2 separate regions of the Homo sapiens genome follow, and region 2 is linked to region 1. Evidence: read pairs that join two places in POLR2A ChIA-PET (ENCODE). Cell type or tissue: Panc1. All regions are shown on one strand. Links, peaks and the distances in the headings refer to the core of each region. The heading gives the core; the rest is flanking DNA.

Evidence for each region. Peaks named below come from ENCODE experiments on the same cell type or tissue, not always from the same donor. Only the 100,000 strongest peaks of a DNase experiment are listed, where the experiment ranks them.
Region 2: POLR2A ChIA-PET joins it to region 1 with 6 read pairs; 3 of 35 experiments call an interaction of 5 or more read pairs at or near these places.

The regions. Positions count from the first base shown.
Region 1 is chr9:34,414,507-34,419,877 of GRCh38, reverse strand. The region is part of intron 1 of FAM219A (family with sequence similarity 219 member A); the gene reads left to right. It overlaps LOC124902145 (a long non-coding RNA gene), which reads right to left and starts at 3,041. Exons shown (of 3, transcript XR_007061465.1): 1 at 2,908-3,041. In Panc1, for the core only: no CTCF peak of the experiment used is centred there; no DNase peak of the experiment used is centred there.
Region 2 is chr9:34,617,642-34,623,012 of GRCh38, reverse strand. DCTN3 (dynactin subunit 3) reads left to right here and starts at 2,518. Exons shown (of 7, transcript NM_007234.5): 1 at 2,518-2,644; 2 at 4,253-4,337; 3 at 5,042-5,128. The coding sequence starts at 2,549. It overlaps ARID3C (AT-rich interaction domain 3C), which reads left to right. Exons shown (of 8, transcript NM_001017363.4): 6 at 484-666; 7 at 904-993; 8 at 1,455-1,964. The coding sequence ends at 1,555. In Panc1, for the core only: no CTCF peak of the experiment used is centred there; a DNase peak (open chromatin) is centred at 2,420; H3K4me3 peaks cover 1,707 bases; H3K27ac peaks cover 1,370 bases.

The sequences.
Region 1 (5,371 bases), core at 326-5,325:
AGTCCATTGTCCATTGCAGACAAGTTGGTCCTTATTCTTCCAAGGCCAGAGGGAAGAAATCCCATAGACTCTGCCAATTACTTTGCTTTCCTGCAAATCAAGGAGCCCCAAAGATTTATGAACCAGTGCAGGCCAGGCTCAGTTCCTTGAGTAATTGAAGCTTACTAAAAAGCCTTAAGTGAGATTTGGGGCCAAGATTCAGACAAGAATCCACACGTCAATCTGGCCCAGACAAATGTCAGTGTCTGCTGGCATTTCTCCTGCTTCTGCTTCCTACCAGGTGTGGGGCTCTCAAGGAGTCTCCAACCACATGTCTTGTACTGATTCCTGGGCAGTATTCTCCTCAGTGTCTATGCCTCCTCCCTTATCTTGAAGAACTGGAATCCACATTCTAGAAGGAAACTGAAAGATCCTCTGGACTGTGCTCCCTAAAGCGCTGTTAACCTTGAACAACCTTGCCATCTTCCTGTCCTCTGGGCCCTGTCTAAGGGGCACCTCAAGTAGAAAGCCCCCAGAAACCCAACCCCAAATCCCCAGCCCCGTCCAACTCCCCTGGTCTTAGAATAATTTTCCCTCTCCTATGAAAGGCCTCATCCCCAAAAGTCTGTGTTGTCTGAATCTGAATATGAAAAGGGAAGGGACTGCCTCCTCCCCACTGCCCACCACACACCTTCTTATTTTGCTGCCTAGGTCCTGCTTCTCAATTTTTTTAAAAAAAAATTGTATTAGAATATGCATAACATAAAAGTTACCATTTTAACCATCATGGGGCTTTGTTTGTTTGTTTGTTTGTTTGTTTGTTTGAGACAGAGTCTTGCTCTATCACCCAAGTTGGAGTGCAGTGGTGCAATCTTGGCTCACTGCAACCTCTGCCTCCCAGGTTCAATAGATTCTCCTACCTCAGCCTCCTGAGTAGTTGGGGTAACAGGTGTGCAACACTACACCTGGCTAATTTTTTGTGTGTGTTTTCAGTAGAGACAGGGTTTCGCTGTGTTGTCCAGGCTGGTCTCAAACTCCTGGCCTCAAGTGATCCACCCACCTCGGCCTCCCAAAGTGCTGGGATTACAGGCATGAGCCACTGCATCTGGCCAATTTTAACCATTGTAGATCTATTTTTAAAGAACTTTGTACCTTAACTCCTTTCTCCATTAAATTAGATGATCTTTCCCTAAAGAGATTGAAATGGGGGAGGCGAGGGTGATGTGGGGTTCAAAGACCTTGTAGGTCACAAGACTTGACATAGGCCAAGACCAATGTCTTAAACTGGTCCAAATGTAAGGCAGGAGCATCCTCAACATCTGGCTAAGGGGATGAGGGCCAGGAGTAGGCCAAGCCAGTCCTCCCAGAAGGAAGTAAGCCTTCTCCACTTATGATTCTGGTGTCTACCTCCTGGGTCATGAGGCTTGGCCCTTAGGCCCTTATGCACAGGCTTCCCCCAAGCCATAGCTACAGTGATTATCCCTGAGTTGAGGTATTTATCCTATCTCCCAAATGAAGAATTTTTTATGACAGGGTTTTCTGGTGAGTGGTAATAGGAATGAATAGCAGAACATCAGTCTAAGACATCAGTCTTGTCCTAACCATGAAGAAGCAGAGCAGGATTCTAAATCATCTTTTAAAACATTCTTTGGCCCCCTGTCTCTTCATTTCAAAAACAAATCCTTTTTTTTTTTTTTTACCATCTCACTACCAGCTTCATACTTTCACCATCCTTTTCTCTCCCTGTTCCTGAGTAGCTATTTCTGAAAACTAAATAATAGGTAGGGTAATAGGAGCTGCTGCCCTAGCTGGGGTAACTCCAAAGCCATTTTGGTTAATTCTCCCACCCCACATCTAAAAGCAAGGGACACACTCTGTGAGATTTGCTTTCTGGCTCCGCAATTACCGTCACGGTTCCTACAGCTGACATGCTGGCACAGGTGAGGACTGGCTAAAGCACAGTGCCCAGTTGCCAGGCAGTGCCAGTGCTCCACTTAAAGCCCTTCCCAGTCTTCAGTGTAAGAGTCTTCCCTCCTTTTGTTCTTAATTGGTGGCCTCAAGTCAGGAGTATTTTGTCTGGCAGGTGATGCCCAGAGGAAATTCTGTTCTATGAAAGAAGATTTCCCAGAGGGAACCAGGTAAATGAGGACTGGAACAGAGCTCTCATGGAAGATAATGGGTAAATGTGATGACCTGAAATTCCCTGGCACACAGTGAAAAATAAAGCATTAAAAACCAGCTATACTCTCAGTCATGACAGGAGGCATTGTAAATTGGAACAATCCTTTGGGAAAGCATTTTGGCAATATCTATCAAGAAACTTAAAAGCACTCATGTTTTTTACTGAGTAATCTACTTTATTTAGGAAATGATCCTAAATGTAAATATATGTGGATTTCAGTGTAGCATTATCTATAATAGTGAAAAGTTGCAAACAACCTGAATGTCAAAAATAAATGAATGGTTACAAAGTTACTCTACATCCTCTCTATAGGTATTATGCAGCCATTAAACTGATAGTTACAAAAACTATGTAAGAATATAAAGCTAGGGGCTGGGAATGGTGGCTCACACCTGTAATCCCAGCACTTTGGGAGGCCGAGGCAGGAGGATCACTTGAGGCCAGGAGTTCGAGACCAGCTTGGCCAACATGGCAAAATCCTGTCTCTACTAAAAATACAAAAATTAGCCAGATATGGTTGTGCATGCCTGTAATCCCAGGTACTCAGGAGGCTGAGGCAGTGAGCCGAGATCACACCACTGCACTCCAGCCTGGGCAACCAGCCTGGGCACCAGAGCGAGACTCTGACTCCAAAAAGAAGAAGAAGGAGAAGGGGAAGGGGAAAGGGAAGGGGAAGAAGGAGGAGGGAAGAGGGAAGAAGGAAGAAGGAAGAAGGAGAAGATAAAGCTAGGTGCAGTGACATGTACCTGTAATCCCAGATACACGGGAAGCTGAAGTAGTAGGATCACTTGAGTCCAGGAGTTCAAGGCTGTAGTAAGCTATGATTGTGCCTGTGAATAGCCGCTGCACTCCATCCTGAGCAACAAGAAAGACCCTGCCTCTATTTAAAAAAAAAAAAAAAAAAAAAATGGAGAGCTGATTATGTTCTGATACTAATTTTAAAAATACAGAAATAAAAAAATCATACTTTTTTTTTTTTGAGACAGAGTCTCACTTTGTTGCCCAGGCTGAAGTCCAGTGGCATGATCTTGGCTCACTGCAACCTCTACCTCCCAGGTTCAAGTAATTCTCATGCCTCAGCACCCCACCACACCCAGCTAATTTTTATATTTTTTAGTAGAGAAGGGGTTTTGCCATGTTGGCCAGGCTGGTCTCGAACTCCTGGCCTCAAGTGATCCTCCTGCTTCGGCCTCCCAAAGTGCTGGGATTACAGGCGTGAACCACAGGGCCCAGCCACAAAATATACTATGTTCTTTAAATGTTGTTCTATGCACATGTATTAGTTGCTACTCTCTGATTACAGTAACAAAATAAAAAACCCAACTGAAGCTAAGAAAGAGAACAGACTATGAAGACACTAGGGTTTCTTTCTTTTCTCTCCGCTTCCTTCCTTCCTTCCTTCCTTCGTTCCTTCCTTCCTTCCTTCCTTCCTTCCTTCCTTCCCTCCCTCCCTCCCCCTTTCTTTCTTTCTTTCTTTCTTTCTTTCTTTCTTTCTTTCTTTCTTTCTTTCTTTCTTTCTTTCTTTCTTTCTTTTCTCTTTCTTCTCAGGATCTCACTCTGTCACTCAGGCTAGAATGCAGTGGCACAATCATAGCTCACTCCAGCCTCAACCTCCTGGGCTCAGGCAATCCTCCCACTCAGCCTTCCGAGTAGCTGGGGCTACAGGTGTGTGCCACCACACCTGGCTAATTTTTTGTCTTTTTGGAGAGTCACCTTCTTGCTATCTTGCCTAGGCTGGGTTTCTTATAATGCCTAAGCACAGCATGAAGTCAAGCTTTGGATGGGTAAGGCAGGCTCTAGAACCAGAGACTGAAACCTAGGGAGCACTCTCACCATCTCTTGTGTTTACTTCTTTCTGAACATCAGCTGTATTCTTGTTTCCCTCCCCAATGGCTCTCTCTGTTACCTAATCCACAGTCTTGAACTTTACATCTCCATTTAAGTCCCACTTCCCGATTCTGGGGGAGACTAATTTGCTCTGCCTCATCCAGGCATTTATCCAATTGGGTGGAATCACATAGAACCAGCATAGTTCCTAGAGGCTCACTCCTATGACCATGAAGATGGGAACAGCACCAACTCCCAAAGAAGGAAGGGAAGCCCCAGAGTTTTGCTGCTGTAGTATACGCAAAAGACTCACATACCGTAGAACATTATCAAGTGTTTTTCTCAAGGTGGTGAAACTAAAGGTGATTTGTTAAAATTTTAGCATGTATTACTTTATAGTAGAAAAATCTATAAAACTTTTCATAGCTACAGTTGTTACTAGGCCTGGGGGCAGTAGCACCCTCCACCATTTTGGTTGTCCCAGTGACAGATACCATTAAAGATACTAAGGCTTGGCGGTGCTTACTTTTAGTAATGAATTCTATACTAGCAGCTGTTTAAGCAGTCAGAAAATCCTCAGCTACTCCCAAGACCAGTTGGAGCTCCCAAACTCTAGCCCGAGTGTGATAATCCTTCCCATTTCTTTTTGGTGAACTTGACCATACCCCAAAATGCAAATGCTCTGCAGAAGTGTGGTGTGTGGAAAGAAAGAGTGTTTTCCCAACTGGGGCATCATAGTGAGACCCCCTCTCTAAAAAAAAAAAAAAATTTAGCCAGGCATAGTGGCTATGTGTGCTTATAGACCTAGTTACTCAGGGGGCTAAGGCAGGAGGTCACTTGAGCCCAGGAGGTCAAGGTTACAGTGAGCTGTGACAGCACCACTGCACTCCAGCTTGGATGACAGAGTGAGACCCTGTCTCTAAAAAACTAAAAGAAAAAATGACAAAGAAGGAAACAAAGAAAAGAAAGAGAAAAGATGCTTTCCTCTTCTGCATTCTACTGCCAGCTCATAGTCCAGAGCTGGAGAGTGGACACTCAGTGTGTTGACTTTATTTGAAATGGGTCTTCTTTTAGAGAAAAACTTAGAAGATTTGGGAGATTTAGACTGATAAGAGAAGACTCCCTGGGCCAGCCAGGATTCTCTGCCTTCTCTCCTAAATGTAGGCTTCACAAACTTTCTCTTCAGACTTTCTGTTCTCCCCCATTTGTAAGACCCAATAACACTTGGAGAGATCCTCTCCGTTATGTTTCCCTGATTCTCTTCCAGATCTCCCACAAAGACCTTATCCCTATAAGAAGTCTTTGTCTTTCCCTGTAAGTGGGATCCCTAAGGACCTTTTTATTTTGTTTTATTTTATTTTATTTTATTTTAAGTTCTGGGAT
Region 2 (5,371 bases), core at 256-5,255, 200 kb before region 1:
CACCATGCCCGGCTAATTTTTGTATTTTTAGTAGAGACGGGGTTTCACCGTGTTAGCCAGGATGGTCTCGATCTCCTGACCACGTGATCCGCCCTCCTCCGCTTCCCAAAGTGTTGGGATTACAGGCTGAGTCACCGCGCCCGGCCAGGAAAAGGTCCTTTAATCACAGCAACTCCATTCCACACATGTCCACCCAGTGCTCCTATTTGCATATAGTTTGTGCCTCTTGTGACCTGGATTATTTAATAACCAACAGCCAAAAACAATCCCCCAAATTGTCTAGACATGTACCTTGATCCTTTGGGCTCTAGAGAAAAGCTTCAGCGCTTCCAGGCTGAGGCTCTGGATGGGAAGATAGATCGAATGAAGGATGAGAGATTGGTACATGAGCTTGAGTTACCTCTTTTGGTCCCAGGCCTGGGGGAGAACCAATGCAGAGATGGGTTGGTTTGGCCAGGGGAGCTGAATAACCTGTTCTTCTAGAGGAGAGTGGAATTCCAAACCCTTGTCTGGCACTGCCTGTGGGCCTGGCACTGGGACCTACACGGGAGAAATTGGCACCAGAGGAGCCCCCAGAGAAGAGAGCTGTGCTGATGGGGCCTATGGACCCACCTCGACCTTGCATGCCCCCCAGTTTCCTGCCCCGTGGCAAGGTTCCCCTGAGGGGTGAGGAGGGGCTTGTTGTGAGGGGGCTTCGGGACTGTACACTGAGGGAGGATTGACCCATCACCTGATAGGTGTTAGAGACGGGGCAGACAGATTCCTCTGTAGACAACTGTGTGAGTATAGGTGTGGGGCTGAAGTGGAATGGGGGCTGTCTACGGGGATGGAGGGGGGAAATTCTATTAATAAGTCAGAAGTCTGATTCTCCAAAATGTGATTCCTCTGCCCCCTCCTGGACAGAAGAGCGGCTGGATGGGCCTCTTAATCTGGCAGGCAGTGGCATCAGCAGTATCAACATGGCCCTAGAGATCAACGGGGTGGTCTACACTGGTATGGGTACTGCAGGCTGTCTACACTGGCATGGGGTCAGGGGTATTTAGGCTGGCATGGGGATTTTAGACTTCCTCTACTAGCATGAAGTTCAGGGATATCTAAACTTGCATGAGTAACATGGAGTTCAGGGGATTGCTAGACTGGCATGGGTTAAAGGGGGTGTCTACATGGCATGGGATCCAAGGCATGACCTCTCTGGCATGAGTACCAGGGGATGTCTGCCTTGTCTTGGGCCTATGTATCAGCATAAATATTCCTTGTTTACCTGTTTGAGGTATCTACATTAGCAATGGAGTCTCTTACTGACCCAAGGAGCTTGTCCTCATTGGTTTGTGGCAGGGGTACGTGTGTAGTGTTCTAGCAACCAGAACACTTACTTTTGTTCCCCTCTTCTGTTTCCATACCCTACCCCCTCCTGCTTGTTTTTGCCCTCTACCATCTCCTCACCCCTTTGCCAGGTGTCCTCTTTGCCCGCCGCCAGCCTGTGCCAGCTTCCCAGGGTCCAACCAACCCTGCACCCCCACCCTCCACAGGGCCCCCTTCCAGCATCTTGCCCTGAGAGGTCCTACTTGAAACTAAGAGTCCCAGCCCCATTGCTGAGGGGGGAGGAGACCCCCTGCTTTGATTCTTTCTGGCTGCCCACTCTGGGACCCAGCCCTGGGAGGGGACGACACCTCCCATGCCATGTGGACTTAAAACCAAAGTTTCTTTTGATGTTACACCTACCTCATTGTAAAGGGAGGGCACCTCCTCCCTGGCCAATTCCAGCAGCACCTACCAAAGGGTTCTTCCTCCAGTAACCCCATCATCTCCTCATGTGTTCCCTCTGTCAATGTCATCTCTAGGACCCTACCCTTTTGAGTCAGCCCTGCTTCTCTTCAGGAGCCAAGTGAAAGGTTGGGTTGGGGTACTGTGAAAGAGACATCCCTCAGGTCACATCTAGACAATAAAGCTGCGGTCCCTCCCTCTCTGATGCCTCCTTTCTTGTTTGGGTATGGGAGGTGGGGAGGAATGATGTGGAACATAGGCTGCCTTGGGCCAGGGGCTTTCAGAGGTTAAGGCAGAATAGCAAAGTTTCGTGAGAATAGAAGAGCTCCGTCTCTTGAATCAGACAGCCTGAGTTCAAGTCCTGTTTCTGTCCCTATAGTGCTGGGTGGCCTTGGGCAAGTTACTTAATCAACTGAACCTTAGAAGACTCCAAAAGTTTATGGTAACTCACGGAGCCTCCTAATGATGTATCTATGGGAATGGACCTATCCTGGAACACGTGCAAACTCAGGGAATGGCGTGGGGAAAGCTCTTTGGTACCCGAAAAGCAAAGGTTATCTTGACAACCAGGCACTGGAAGCCAGGGGAGGGATGGGACAGAGCCGTTGCCAAGGTAATCAGCTTTTGACAGCTCCGAGGAGTAACTTCCGGCACTGAAGGGCTGAATCATGGCGTCACTTCCTGCATAAAGGGCCGCTCGTGCACTCGGATTGGCTAGCCTTCTTATTTGGACTGACGTCCCGCCCTCTGGCTGTTTCCTGGCCGAGGTGGGTCGGTAGTAGCGATGGCGGGTCTGACTGACTTGCAGCGGCTACAGGCCCGAGTGGAAGAGCTGGAGCGCTGGGTGTACGGGCCGGGCGGGGCGCGCGGCTCACGGAAGGTGAGTAGTCTGGTCCGGTAGTCCCTTTCTGGAGCAGAGCAAGAGCGGTCCACTGTCCTGGCCCTCGGGATGCAACCGCTCCAGTCCTGTTCTCCGCAGCCCGGCCTTTGAAATAACAAAGGTCCGGGACCTCCCAGAGCTGATTGGACCATCGGGGTCCACTGTCATAGGGGGCTCTGCGGGTGGTTAAGCCAGCCTGAGAGTGGGCTCCGTACCTACTGTAGCTGAGACTCCGCCCTTGCCCTCGCGAGCTATAGTTGGGGAGACCTGACACGAGAAGCTGACTAATGAGAGTTTCAATAAGAGCTGAAGTCCACGATAGGAAGGCCCGTCATAGAGCCCTGCATAATTAATTGCTAAATGAATTGTGCAGGAAGAGGTCCATGGGACCCCTGGGGAGGCAGAGCAGAGGTGGATAAGGAAAACGCCAAAGGGTGAGAAGTGAGGTCTGAAAGGACCAGGATTAGGAAGGGAAGAGACTGGGTACTGGGTATTCAGATGTGGACTAGCACTGCTTTATACCAGTGACAGAATTTTGACAACTACGAAGCTCAGGTGCCCTCTCCTCCCCTTTCTACTATGGGAAGATCTTTTATTGAAGAACTTCTGATGGCGTGTCAGGCATGTCCTGGAGCTAAGTGCGTCCAAGGTAATGATGTCTGTTTGTACACTAAATGAGGAATTAGTTGTCACTAGCAGACTGTGCTCCCATTTCAGAACTAACTTCTCAAACATTCTCTTCCTTTGGGATCTATGACGCTGACCCTCCTGGTTTTCCTTCTACCTCTTACGGCTGCTTCTCAGTGTTATTTGCCTCCCCCCTGGCATTCCTCATCCTCTACCCTAAAAACTGGGTGAGTGCAGTCACTTCCTTAGTCTCCTCCTCTATTTGACCCTTTAATATTGGGATTCTTTACATTCTACCCCTAAACTTTAGGTAGGCTCACTCGCTTCCATGGTGTCAATTACTATTTACATGTCAATATGTCTCAAATGTATATCTCTGGTCCAGATTTCTGTTCTGAGAACCAGACTTTTATGTCTAGTTGTCTACTGGACTTTTCCACTTGGATATCCAATAGTCATTTCAAACTCAATCTGTATGCCCTTAACTGTACTCTTTCTCTCCCCTAACCTGATTCTCTTCTGTATTCCCTAATTCAGTGATTGCACCATCATTGGGATCCCAGTTGTTTGGACTCTTCCATCTCCCACACCAAATTTGATGTGGAGGGGATAGGGCTAGAGGTAGGCCAGCCAATCTAGAGGTCATGAAGGCTTGAATGAGGATGCTTGTGTTTCTCATGCCCAAACCCAGGACTTAGGAACCAGAAAATATATTGTGTATACTCTATATTCCATAGACTCTAAAATAGTTCGTTATCTTCCCCATCAGACTTGAAACTCCCCAAGGAGTACATGATTCTCTCTCTCCACTTTAAGGATTCCTGGAAGGTGGGGCTGCATCTCCTTTAATATTAGAGAAGGGAGGCCAACCTAGATTACTGGGATTCAGGTTTGAGAGTCTGGGAGAATGAGGGTTCTTTAACTTTTCCAAGCCTTGAGCCAGGTAGTATATCTTGGAATTAACCACCACTTCCCTTACAGGTGGCTGACGGCCTGGTCAAGGTGCAGGTGGCTTTGGGGAACATTTCCAGCAAGAGGGAGAGGGTGAAGATTCTCTACAAAAAGAGTAAGTGCTTCCATGATGTGCCTGCCTGCCCGACATCCCACCCCTCAGCTTCCTGGTACCTGGCCCTAGCCCTTCAGTTCATTAGGTCACTGGAATAGCCCTTTGGGGATAGAAAGATTATGAGGACATTTACCTACACCCAATTCAATTGGTAAATTGTGGTGTGCTTTTCTACCTTGTGGCTAAACCTCAAGCCCATGACAGTGTCCTAAGTTATGAAATAAGAGCTCTACCTGAAAGCTTCTCTTGGTGAAGGAGGGTAAAAAGGGTATGGGATTTCCCAGGCAAGGTTAAGGGGCAGGAAACAAATTAGACACTGAGATCCTGGTTATGTCAGAACTAGTAACCTGCTTAGTAACTAGAAATTAGACAAAGCTCTGGCTTGTCTCGGTGACATCTAGGAGAAAAGAGGCCTTCTACCCTTGGTGAGGATAGGTCAGTGAGAATGCTAAGGGCCCAGAGTGGTGGTGGCAATTGTGTTTTCAGCTCTGAAGCTTGATGTCAGAAGAGACTTCAAGAGAAGAGAGTGGAGAGATAGGGAAGTGGGGATAGGGAGCCTGGTGGAGCCCTGCTCATGTGGCACTGTTGGGTATCAGCTCCTCATTGAAGGCTCTCCTCAAGGCTGACCACTTGTCAAACATCCTTCATAAGGCAGAGCTCTACTGCCCAACCCTATTCCATTTTCCATCTTGCTACTTTTCTAGTTGAAGATCTGATCAAGTACCTGGATCCTGAGTACATCGACCGCATTGCCATACCTGATGCCTCTAAGCTGCAATTCATCCTAGCAGGTAATGCTGGACTACATGTGTACATGCATCTGAGGATGTGGGTCGTCGGGGAGGTTAAGCACAGAGATGGCCTCTCCATCCAGTCTTCTGGTGGATACAAGCCCTGGATGCTGCTCTCTGGAATTGTGGCCTGGTTCTGGGTTGAGGATCCTATGGATCCTCTAGTAGACATTGAGTACAGTATACCTCTGCACCAGCTGCAGGCCATGGTGCCAGCCACAGTGGGAGCTAGTCCAGTGTTCT